4 separate regions of the Mus musculus genome follow, and regions 2, 3 and 4 are each linked to region 1. A link is a loop called in an ENCODE intact Hi-C map of the cell type or tissue named here. Cell type or tissue: left cerebral cortex. All regions are shown on one strand.

Region 1 (2,500 bases):
AGCTGGCTCCCCTCCAGCAGGATGAAGCGGCTCCCTACGGGTGACAGAGAAGAAGCATGGCTGCAGAGGCACACACAATACAGGGGCACAAGTCACCAGAGGCAGGGCACATCCTAATTCAGTATCATTACTTCCACCAATCCTAGCCTACCATTAGTACCAGCACAAGGGAATGGCAGATGGAGGTCCTGCAGTCATATTGATTGCTGTGAAGCCAGGACGTTAACCCTTCCAGCCATATCATTGCCTACTGCCATGCCTCATATCATATTGCAGGAGTGTTCCTAAGGGAGAGAGGGACAGAGTGGCTCTGTGGTGGCCATGGCATGGCTCCATCAGACCTAGCCACAAGGCATTGGCACTGATCCACGTAACAAGGATGCGCCACCTGTCTTCACCTCCTATGAAATAGCACTATGAACACTCACTCCCCACCTGTTTCCAGCCTTGCAGCAACAAAGAGAATAGATACTAACAAGTCAATTAGACGCTGTAGGACTGAATGATTCAGGGACTCTCAGAACCTATGGGAGTCACTTATCATTTTGGGTCCGCTTGCATAAAGGTAAATTATTACTTTTGAGGTGTAGACTTATAACAAGTGAATGCAGTTAACTGTCTATCACCTGGACCAAACAAATCAAAGCATGGCCGATCCTTAAACACCTCTACTGTCCTGTTAGCTTTTCTTCCCCCAAATGGTAAAAAGACCATGATGTCTACACATCTATAGCCACTGTGCTTTGCATTTCTCTACAAATAGAAGATTACTTACAGACGATGTGCATCGAGTATTGGAGATGACCTGTCACGTTTTTCATTTGCTCAATTTCTGCAAACATCTGTGTACAATCTAGCCATAACCTCTATCTTACATTTTCGGGCATGTCCCTCCTCCCCACCATAGTGACCCTTGGTTTCTCCATCTTTTGCCCAGCTTGAAAACCACCAACTACTGACGGAGTGGTTCCATCCTTGGCAGACTGAGCTCACCATCAGCGATCAAGTGCTCAGGGACGTGTAGGGTGATCTTGACAACAAGAGGGCAGCTGACATGAGAAGAGCACACGAGGCCAATCACGCAGCTGGTGACACTGATCAGGGTCAAGGTGGTCTTATTCACAGGACTTCGGGGAGAGCCCACTGAAAGCAAGACAAAAGCACACAAGATACAGTGGTAAAAATCCAGGCACTGGCCAGATGACTCGGCCTTCTGCCAGCAAACAGAACCCACAGAGGTCAAAACATGTCTCTGCTATGTGACCTTAGGAAGGAAGCCTCATTAGGGACACCATGTGACCAGTTGAAGTAGGAAGGAACTTGGCCATCTGATGGCCCTCACAGTCCCTAGTGGTCAGCTGAGTGCAGACTCTCCCCAATTTGACTGGGTCAGGTTTACAAGAGGCCACAAGGGGGGCACTTCTCCCTCTGCCTCCCTAGCTGAGTTCAAAACTTGGATGCAAAATTGTTTAAACCTAAGGACATGCTGCCACAGTGTAAACTTGGGCTTCTGGGGGGCCTCCTCCCCCAGGAGGAGCTTGCCCTTGTTCTATGGATGAGAAAATGATGCTGTCACACCAGAATCTTCCTCTCAGCCCAGACACCACTGGAAAGAATGATGGTAAAGCAAAGGCTTGGTTTGCTCATCTAGAAGGCTTAATTTTCTGCTGCTTTTGGATGAAGTGGTGGTAGGCAGAGGGAACTTTCGCTGGAGGCAAGATGCATGTGGGAGGGTGAGAAAGCAAGACAACAAAACGTAGAGTTCTCCTGGAAGTTTCTTACTTATGCTAATATTTATTATGGATGGCGATATAAGTCCCATTATGGAGGACACTGCACTGTTGTTTCATTTTAAATATTTGTCTCCTCATAATATGCCTAAAAGCCTGCCCAGTGACTATCTACATCGCAGAAGAGAAAATTAAGTCTCAAAGAGATGGTCTTAATTGTGACAGCTCACACTTACAAAGTGGTCATTATGCATCAGGGACCTGTGCTCAGAGTTCTACATTGATCGTTCACATCATTGAATAACAATCAAGGCAGCACCAAGAAGCTGTCCTGAGACGCTGCAGAGAATGGCCAGAGCCCAACAGCTATAAAGGTTAGAGCTTTGGAAGCTGCTGAACTCAGGAAACACTGAAATGAGTTTGGGGCCCAGTACCACCCACCCATCTGTTTGCAGGGTTTCCCAAGGGGCTATGGAGAGACTTGGGAGAAGGAAGAGATGCAGAGGTTGCCGGTAGCCTCTGGCTCTTGCAAGTTAGAGAGCTACTATTCACACTAGTATCTTGACAGCCTGAGCTTCACCAGAGAAAACCTAGTTCCACCATTTTGAAGCAAGCTTCATTAAATATTAAATACTGACCAAGAGATGGACTTTGGTTAGGACCATTCCCTAGAATTTTCCAGCTGAATGGCCCTGAGACCCGTACTACAGGGGGTTACAAAGGCATACCTACAGGCCGTGATACTTTCCCAAGAGGCTTTATTATTTTTT
Region 2 (2,500 bases), 780 kb after region 1:
CGTTCTCAGATTGTTAAAATGCTATCCAGTCCCCAGTCTCAGCGGGAGTGGGAGAAAGGAAAAAGCAAACAGACTTGGATACCTTTGGAGTGGAAGGAGAGGGGCAGGATCTGATGGGGTGGGGGTGGGGTTGCCAATCAGACCCTGAAGGTGACATCATCCACACCGAGGCCCACTGTGTTCACAGGAGCTTCTTAAATAGTCCTCGTGACTACAGAGCCACTGACTCCAGTCTCAAGAAACTCTTTGCAGAGGGGTTCCAAAGAAGTGAAGACTCGGTCCTTTCAGCAAGATGGATTTTACCTGCTCAGGGTGGAGGAGTCATGTAGAAGCAAACTTGAAGTGGCCCCACTGTGTCAGGTTTCCTTGGTCACTCTTGGCTCCAGAAATGGGTAAACCCAGAATCTCCACCCCCCCCCCCATCCTTGGGAATGACAAATACTATCGAGTAGGTCCACTGGCCTCATGCCTCACTCCTCCTCACAGCATAGCCTAAGGGGTGTTCTCTCATACTAGCTGTTCCTTTATAAAGAAAAATAGACACTTCTATCTCACCCATCGACTAAAATCCCACAGTTTCTGAGTCAATGAAGTAAAATATGGAGAAGTTAAGCAAGGTACCCCAGACACCTACCTGTTCACTTTTATGATTTCACTTACTATCCCATACATTGATGCATTGATTACATTGATTCACTTACTATCCCATACATTGATACATTGATACATTGATTATCTCGGCCCCTGGTGATTCCAGGTACTACTCTGGGCAGCAGGAACAGAGAGTCCTGCCTTTTTGTTTATGATCTGATGAAGGCAGAGCAAGGGCTCAGGCAGAGAGCATCCAGGGCTGGTCCAGCACATCTCTTCCTTGAGAGACATTTTCCCGGTGTGCTCTTATTTAGGGAAACATCATTTCAAAATTAGCAAAACCTTTCAAGCATGCCACTGAACTTTCTTTTTTTTTTTAACTACAAAAGAATGAAGATTGGTAATTCTAAGGACACAGTATGAAAAACGCAACCATAAATTCTCAGAGAACATTGCCCTGGACTCCTGAAGCTAAACAAGCTGCTTTGGGTTACATCAGAGAAATCTTAAAATACAAGTGGGTAGGCTTTGGGCTTCTTGGAGAGTTCCCACCTACAACATGCCAGTTCTTCACACAATATAGCTTAAATATTCCTAGGGACTCCAGTCTCAAGCAAATGTTGGTGGAGGGTTTCCAAAGGTCCCATGAGGAGAGAGGATGGAATCTAAGTTTTGAAATCTTAGTCCAGCCTGGGGGTGCACACATGTCATCTCACAACTTGAGAATTAGAGGAAGTACTTCAAGGTCAGCCTGGGCTAAATACAAATCTGAGACAACCTAGGCTAAGACTTTGTCAAAAAAAAAAAAAAGGAGTGAACTCAGTCACTAGCATATACACAAGTTACCTAGTTTTCTGCCATTTTGGTTCCATAAAACTATAGAGGAACTTCCCAAGACAAATATTTGTAGAATTTATAGAATAAAGATTAGTGGACAAAGGGACCATAGATACCATTTAGAAGTGTCCTGTGCTTATACAGATAAGAAAATTGATGCCTTTCAGTAGAGCTGCCACTCCCAGTTCCCAAGTGGCTATCGCATGCACCATCAAAATTCAGACTACACTGGGTCACTGGAAGTCAGGTCACAGGAGAAAGCCTCGGGGTGACAACCGATGAAAGAACGTGTCCCGGGTCTGTGATCAACTGGGCAGAGGGCTTAAGTTAAGTGGGACAAAGGAACACAGCGATCTGAGAACTGTATTCCGCTGGCACCCTCAAGATCAAAAGCCGGAAGGAGGCCCACTTGACAAGGTTAACAGCAGCCTGGCAGCAAGGCCACCTCTGCCAACACTAGTCCAGTCCTGGCTGAACGTGGTGTGACGATAACAAGCAGAAACCCCAAGGAGTCCAGGCAGAGGCAACCTTGAGCTCTCCAAGGAACGTGGAGCTCAGCTAGAGAACCATCTAATAAGATAGCACAAATGAAGGGAAGCAGCTCATGTGTTTTGATTTTGAGCTTTGTGTTTTTCCAGTCCAGGTCAGCCCAGGGCCACCATTTTTCACAAACCCGGTTCCCTCTCTGCCTCTAATGGTAAATGAAGAGCCTTTGGGGCAGGATCAGTCATGGGGAGCAAGTGGGGAGAGTCACAAGCCAAGTGACTGGCTGGGAGGGCAGGGGTCTCAGTGACCACAGGCCTCGGAAGCTCAGATAATTGACAAATGTATCTATGGTAGCAGCAGGAGGGGCAAGTTGGCTCATTTAAATCCATGGCTATCATCAAAAAATCCCATTGTAGCTAAAAGTCACTGTCGTTTTTTTTTATTTTTTATTTTATTTTAGAGCTGCTAAAAAGGAGGGGGGAAATGTGTGGTCTAAATTTCCATTCCAATTACACTTCCTTTCTGGTCAGTGTTAATAAGGATGAAAAGGCACAAAGTCCATAGGGAGGAAAAAAAATGGCAATGG
Region 3 (2,500 bases), 150 kb after region 1:
AAGGAAGGGTATTTGAGCCCTAAGGAGTGGGGAGCAGTCCTAGTAGTGAAGTATGTCCACGCTGGCAGGATGACCACAGAACTGTTCCTAAAGCCTTGGGGATGGCTGTGGGTGAGTTTGGGTGCCCAAGGATGTGAAGCAAAGAACTACTAAGCATGTGGCATGCAAGCAAGGAGAGAGGCCTATGAGAGTTCAGATGGAAACTGACTCTGTTCAGATGTGTTCCTGAGTGAAAACTCGCAGCTCAAGACTGAGGAAGGTTTCAGAGACACTAGCAACCTGTTCCTTTGGGGCAAGGCAACTAAGAAGGAAGGTTCAGGTCTCCAGACTGGATTTGGGGAGACATCAGGTGCACTGAGGCCCAAGTGCTGGCCTGCAAGTGGGTGTGAAGAAAGGTCCACGAGTGGGGCGGATCCAGGGAGGTAGTGTGGGGGAGGGGAAGTGGCAACAGCAAGTGGATGTGTGGAACGGGCCAAGGGGGTGGGGGACCGCCTGTCCAGCGCCTCCTCTGGCCTCTTCCACCTTTCCCGGGACTCACCCAGCACGAAATAGGGTAGCTCCGTGTTCTCTAGGTCGTCCACCACGACCATTTCTCCCGGGAAGTCATTGCGCACGGAGAAGAGAAGCTTGGGTTCGGAGGCCGAGGGACTGTGCATGATGCTCAGGTCGTTCTCGCGCAGGAAGGGCAGTGCCGACACAGTGATGCTCTTGAGCTTGCACTCCAGCTCCTTGGATGGATCCACGTCGCCGGCAGCTGTGGCCAGCACCGCAGCCGGCCCCCAGCAGCAGGCGAACAGGGCGCAGAGCCCGGCTAAAGCCATCTTGAGCCCTGGCCGCCTTCCTCCCAGCGCTGCGATGGTGGGGGAGGCAGCCAGCAGGGAGGGAGCAGCGAGCAAGCAAGGGAGGCGGGGGGGGGGGGGGGGAGTTGGGGAGGGGACACGGAGCTCGAGAGCCCTGGTCCCCGAAATGAGATGCTACTCAGAGAGCCTTAGGTTCCAGCGCTGAGGTCTGGAGAGCCCAGCTCTTTGTTTCCCGGAGCTGCTTATCTGGGGAAAGGAAAGGGGGGTTGGGGGGGAGAGAAAAAGGAAAGGAAGGATGTTGGGAGGAAAGAGGAAGAGAGCTGGGGATTCTAGGGAATCAGGTCAGCCCCCAGCTGGTTGATGATGCTCCTGCCTCTCTCCTCCTCTCCATCCCCAGGGCTCTTGGTTATTAACTACCTGCTCTGCATTTTTAAAATTGCGTCTTTGTAATGCAAAAATCTCTCCTGTCGCAGCAGCATCCAAATGGCTTGGGAAAAGGCATGCACTGGCACACACCTTAAAGGGCTCATCTTCAAAAGCAGGTGTAGGGGGTTGGGGGTGTTATTTTACATTTTAAAAAGAGTGCCCAGTGTTTTGGGGGTTTGTGGGTGTGGCTTATTCTTCTTGTTCTTCTTGTTCTTGTTCTTTTTCTTCTCGTTCTTGTTGTTGTTGTTTTTCTTCTTCTTCTTCTTCTTCTTCTTCTTCTTCTTCTTCTTCTTCTTCTTCTTCTTCTTCTTCTTCTTCTTCTTCTTCTTCTTCCCCTTCCTCCTCCTCCTCCTCCTCCTCCAAGTCCTTCCCCCCCTCCTATTCCTCCTTCTTCTTCTCCTCCCCCTCCTCCTCTTCATTCTCTTTAAAAAAATCAACTTCTTAGTTGGATTGGATTTGTCTGTTGGATTAAGGTGTTGAGATAAATGCACACGTATATATTTTGAACCAATATGGATTCTGCAGAATGATTAAAGATAATATTTGCAATATTGATATAAATACAGCAATGAAAAAATGATGAACAACAAAAGAAGGAAGTCGATGTAACTCATACTGTTAAGCAATGTAGAACTTTCACTTACAACTTATGCCTCATTTTATCTCTGTCACAAATGCTATGTACAATAAGCAATAAAAAGATGATGGGAGTGCTATGATTGACAGGGAAAGCAGACTTAGCTCAAAGAAACCATAAGCATTTAATTCTAGAAAATTCAGTAAACAGAACAGAGTAGAAAGTATATGTGAAAACTCAAGTTTCTCATTAGCCAAAGTCCATGGGGAAGTAATAAAAGAACATTGCTGGTTGTGTTGAAGGTCAATTCAAACTCTGTCAAGAAAGAAACAGCATACTTAGCCCCTTTACTTACTAAGTATTCTTAGGAACAACACTACCACCACCCAAAGTTTATAGAAGTTCTGCTTCAGCTAGTGCTGCTGCTGTTGTCCTTATGTGCTGGATGCCATAGACCATATAAGAAAAGCAACATTTGGGGAATGCTGGGATCTGATATTTGGCTGAACTTCAACATGATAAGCAATGACTTAATTCTAAAGTATCCTCTTCCAACATGGCTGTTCAGTGTTTAAATACCAGCAGGAAGATGGGTTCAGTCCCTATGCAGACATGGAAATCACCACCTTCTCAAATAGGACCCCAGCTTTGAAACAGTTGCTGTTCTGACCTACCTGACGTGACCTATTGACAAACG
Region 4 (2,500 bases), 180 kb after region 1:
TTTAGCTCCTTGGGTACTTTCTCTAGCTCCTCCATTAGGGGCCCTGTGATCCATCCAATAGCTGACTGTGAGCATCCACTTCTGTGTTTGCCAGGCCCCAGCATAGCCTCACAAGAGACAGCTATATCAGGGTCCTATAGCAGTTGAAGTTTCTGTGTCTGTAAAGGAAACCATAGTTATAGCTAGACTTAACTTCAAATCCAAAGAAATCATGGAAGATTATTAGGCAAGAAGTTAAGCAGAAGTAAAAAATGGATTTTTTTTTTCTTAAATGATAGAACCAAAAGTTTTCTGTTAGTCAGTCAACTGAAATGTGAGACCTGTTTATCAACAAGACCCTTCAGGTCACTTTCTGTCAGTAACTAGTGTCCTAGCATTGATTCCAGAAAAATCTTTCCTCTGGCTAAGCCCATGTGCCTACACTTTCATTGGGAGGTGACAGAAAGATGCATATGACTGACACCCTCTTCTCTGAGAAGAAGCATGGTCAACAGTGGCAAATTATCTCTAGGATGGCAAATGCCTTCAGGCTAGTCACAGCTCCACACAATCAGAGATACTAATCGGTCCTCCTGCACGCAGACCTGCCTATCTGATGTGAAGGAATCTTCTGATCTCTTACCTCCAGCAGGCACTTCAAGATAAATGCTTCTCCACTTGGGATCCAGGGGAACATTGATCATTATTTTAAACAGGGGCCTCTCTACATTGAGATGTTTGGTCCTGAAAGAGTCTGATGGAGTAACACATTGTGCAGCTGTCACCCTCCAGAGAGACCCTCACAAAAGCAGGTTGTCTATCTCCTGTCTCCTAAGGCAAACTCATGAATAAACCATCTTAACATTAAGTCATGTGCATAAATAATTTAAGCTAGGCTTGCGAGGGGAAAAGAAAAGAGAATACTATGTAGGACACTAATCACATCACCACTGTGCTCTCGGATGAGATTTGGAATGGTCCTTAGAGCTTGGCAACAGGTGTTGTAACAGATAAGATCCAACTGAACAGAAATCCCATCATGCCTTATTATCCCCTTTCTTGGAACTCAGTTGACAATAATGGATAGGGCTTGGTGAAGCTGAAGCTTCCTCAGAGTGTCCCCATCCCCTGGGTGTTTTACGAGGCTACCTCAAATTGGCATGAACAGTGTAGGGTCCCTTCGGAAACGGGGTATGGGTCCTTAATTCATCCATGAAACAGCCATCAAGGCGTTCTATAGACAAGCTGCAAAAAAACCTCCATGAACAAGATCTGTTCCTCTCCTTTCTGGTTGTGTCTCTCCTCACGCACTTTTCCTCACCAGACTGAAGTGATGTGACATTTAGAAAATGTCTTTTCAAGTCTATTTACCCATCTGTCGCCTAGAACAGTCTCTGTCCCTCATTCTTTTTCTCTTCCACATATATTTCGAGTGCAGCTCTTTCTGCTTGTGCCACAGTTCTCTCCCATCTCTCTCCCTTGTTCTTTGTCAGCCAGCAAAAATCTCCCTTTTCCCATCTCCAAAACAGCCTACATACCATCTGCCAAGGTTGGCAGGCTCTAGCTCACTCCTCTCCTTTCTCCCCTTGGTGGCAGTTGGTAAAGGAAAGCATGAGGAACCTCCTTTGAGGAGCTATAGGCAGAGTGGACTCTTCTGTTAATTCCTTTCCCCTCGTGGACCTCCGTTTCACAGAATAGGAAGCAAACTTCGGGGTCTCAGAATGCCCCCTTGGATCCAGGCACAAAGAAGATGGTAAGTTACAGTTAACAGGAATAGACTCTAAGGTCAAATTGCCAGGTTTCAGACCTAAACCCCACTGGGTCTGTAACCATGGCTGAGTCATCTCAATAGCTCCAAAGCACCTCATGTGGAGAGCATAGATAATCATTTTATCTTCCATGAGAGCTAGAATAAAAGTTAAGTAAAATAATTCTGCCCTTCACATGGTTGTCTGGCCCATAAATGCTAATTGTTCTTAGTATGGCTTCTTAAACACATGCACTGAAGCTCACTGTCCCCCCTCCTCAGCCAAGAGAACTCCTTCAACACCTTTACATGTTCTAAGGCTCTGGGAGTGTTCATTGATCGGGACCCAGAAAACAGTGTCCTGCTCCGGAAAGCATTGCTGCTTCCAGTGGCTTCTCACTCACAAAGCATGACTTTATATATCCCCAAGTCTCAGTGCTAGAAGGTCCTATCAAAACTAGCGTCTTGAAGAAACAAGAGATGATGTGCACATATGATTCCAGAGGCTTTTACCTCCTGTGTGCACTCAAGACACATACGCTGGACACACCAAACCTTCGAAAAAGTTCAGCCTCTCATTTTAAGCTGCGTGTGCTCAGTGATCAGACCTATTTATAAACATCAAATTTACTTGCTGTGTTATAGAAATTAAATATGTCATTCTTCTTGCATTTTCCATAATACAGATCATGCTTTTAACCTTACATTAAAGAATGAAAGATTTATAATGAAAGACCATATTTCTTTCAAATAGGTTTTAAAGTGGCATCAATC

Evidence for each region. Hi-C counts contacts between places; a loop is a spot of excess contacts. Peaks named below come from ENCODE experiments on the same cell type or tissue, not always from the same donor. Only the 100,000 strongest peaks of a DNase experiment are listed, where the experiment ranks them.
Region 2: a loop joins it to region 1, with 2.6 times the contacts of the local background. A loop is called at or near these places in 5 of 42 quality-filtered maps.
Region 3: a loop joins it to region 1, with 2.9 times the contacts of the local background. A loop is called at or near these places in 5 of 42 quality-filtered maps.
Region 4: a loop joins it to region 1, with 3 times the contacts of the local background. A loop is called at or near these places in 2 of 42 quality-filtered maps.

What each region holds. Positions count from the first base shown.
Region 1 is chr1:158,508,489-158,510,988 of GRCm38, reverse strand. Astn1 (astrotactin 1) reads right to left here. Exons shown (of 23, transcript NM_007495.4): 6 at 994-1,143; 7 at 1-34. The region is part of intron 1 of Gm37679 (a long non-coding RNA gene); the gene reads left to right. Among named protein-coding and RNA genes, the nearest start is that of Mir488, 4.1 kb to the right of the region's middle. In left cerebral cortex, a CTCF peak has its summit at 1,391; DNase peaks (open chromatin) are centred at 311 and 1,621; H3K27ac peaks cover 1,880 bases.
Region 2 is chr1:157,731,763-157,734,262 of GRCm38, reverse strand. No RefSeq gene overlaps it. Among named protein-coding and RNA genes, the nearest start is that of Gm51655, 14 kb to the left of the region's middle. In left cerebral cortex, no CTCF peak of the experiment used is centred here; a DNase peak (open chromatin) is centred at 1,120.
Region 3 is chr1:158,360,904-158,363,403 of GRCm38, reverse strand. Astn1 (astrotactin 1) reads right to left here and starts at 1,100. Exons shown (of 23, transcript NM_007495.4): 1 at 539-1,100. The coding sequence starts at 821. In left cerebral cortex, no CTCF peak of the experiment used is centred here; DNase peaks (open chromatin) are centred at 479, 685, 801 and 1,101; H3K4me3 peaks cover 1,481 bases; H3K27ac peaks cover 1,443 bases.
Region 4 is chr1:158,327,355-158,329,854 of GRCm38, reverse strand. The region is part of intron 1 of Brinp2 (bone morphogenic protein/retinoic acid inducible neural-specific 2); the gene reads left to right. Among named protein-coding and RNA genes, the nearest start is that of Brinp2, 28 kb to the left of the region's middle. In left cerebral cortex, no CTCF peak of the experiment used is centred here; a DNase peak (open chromatin) is centred at 1,455; H3K27ac peaks cover 1,678 bases.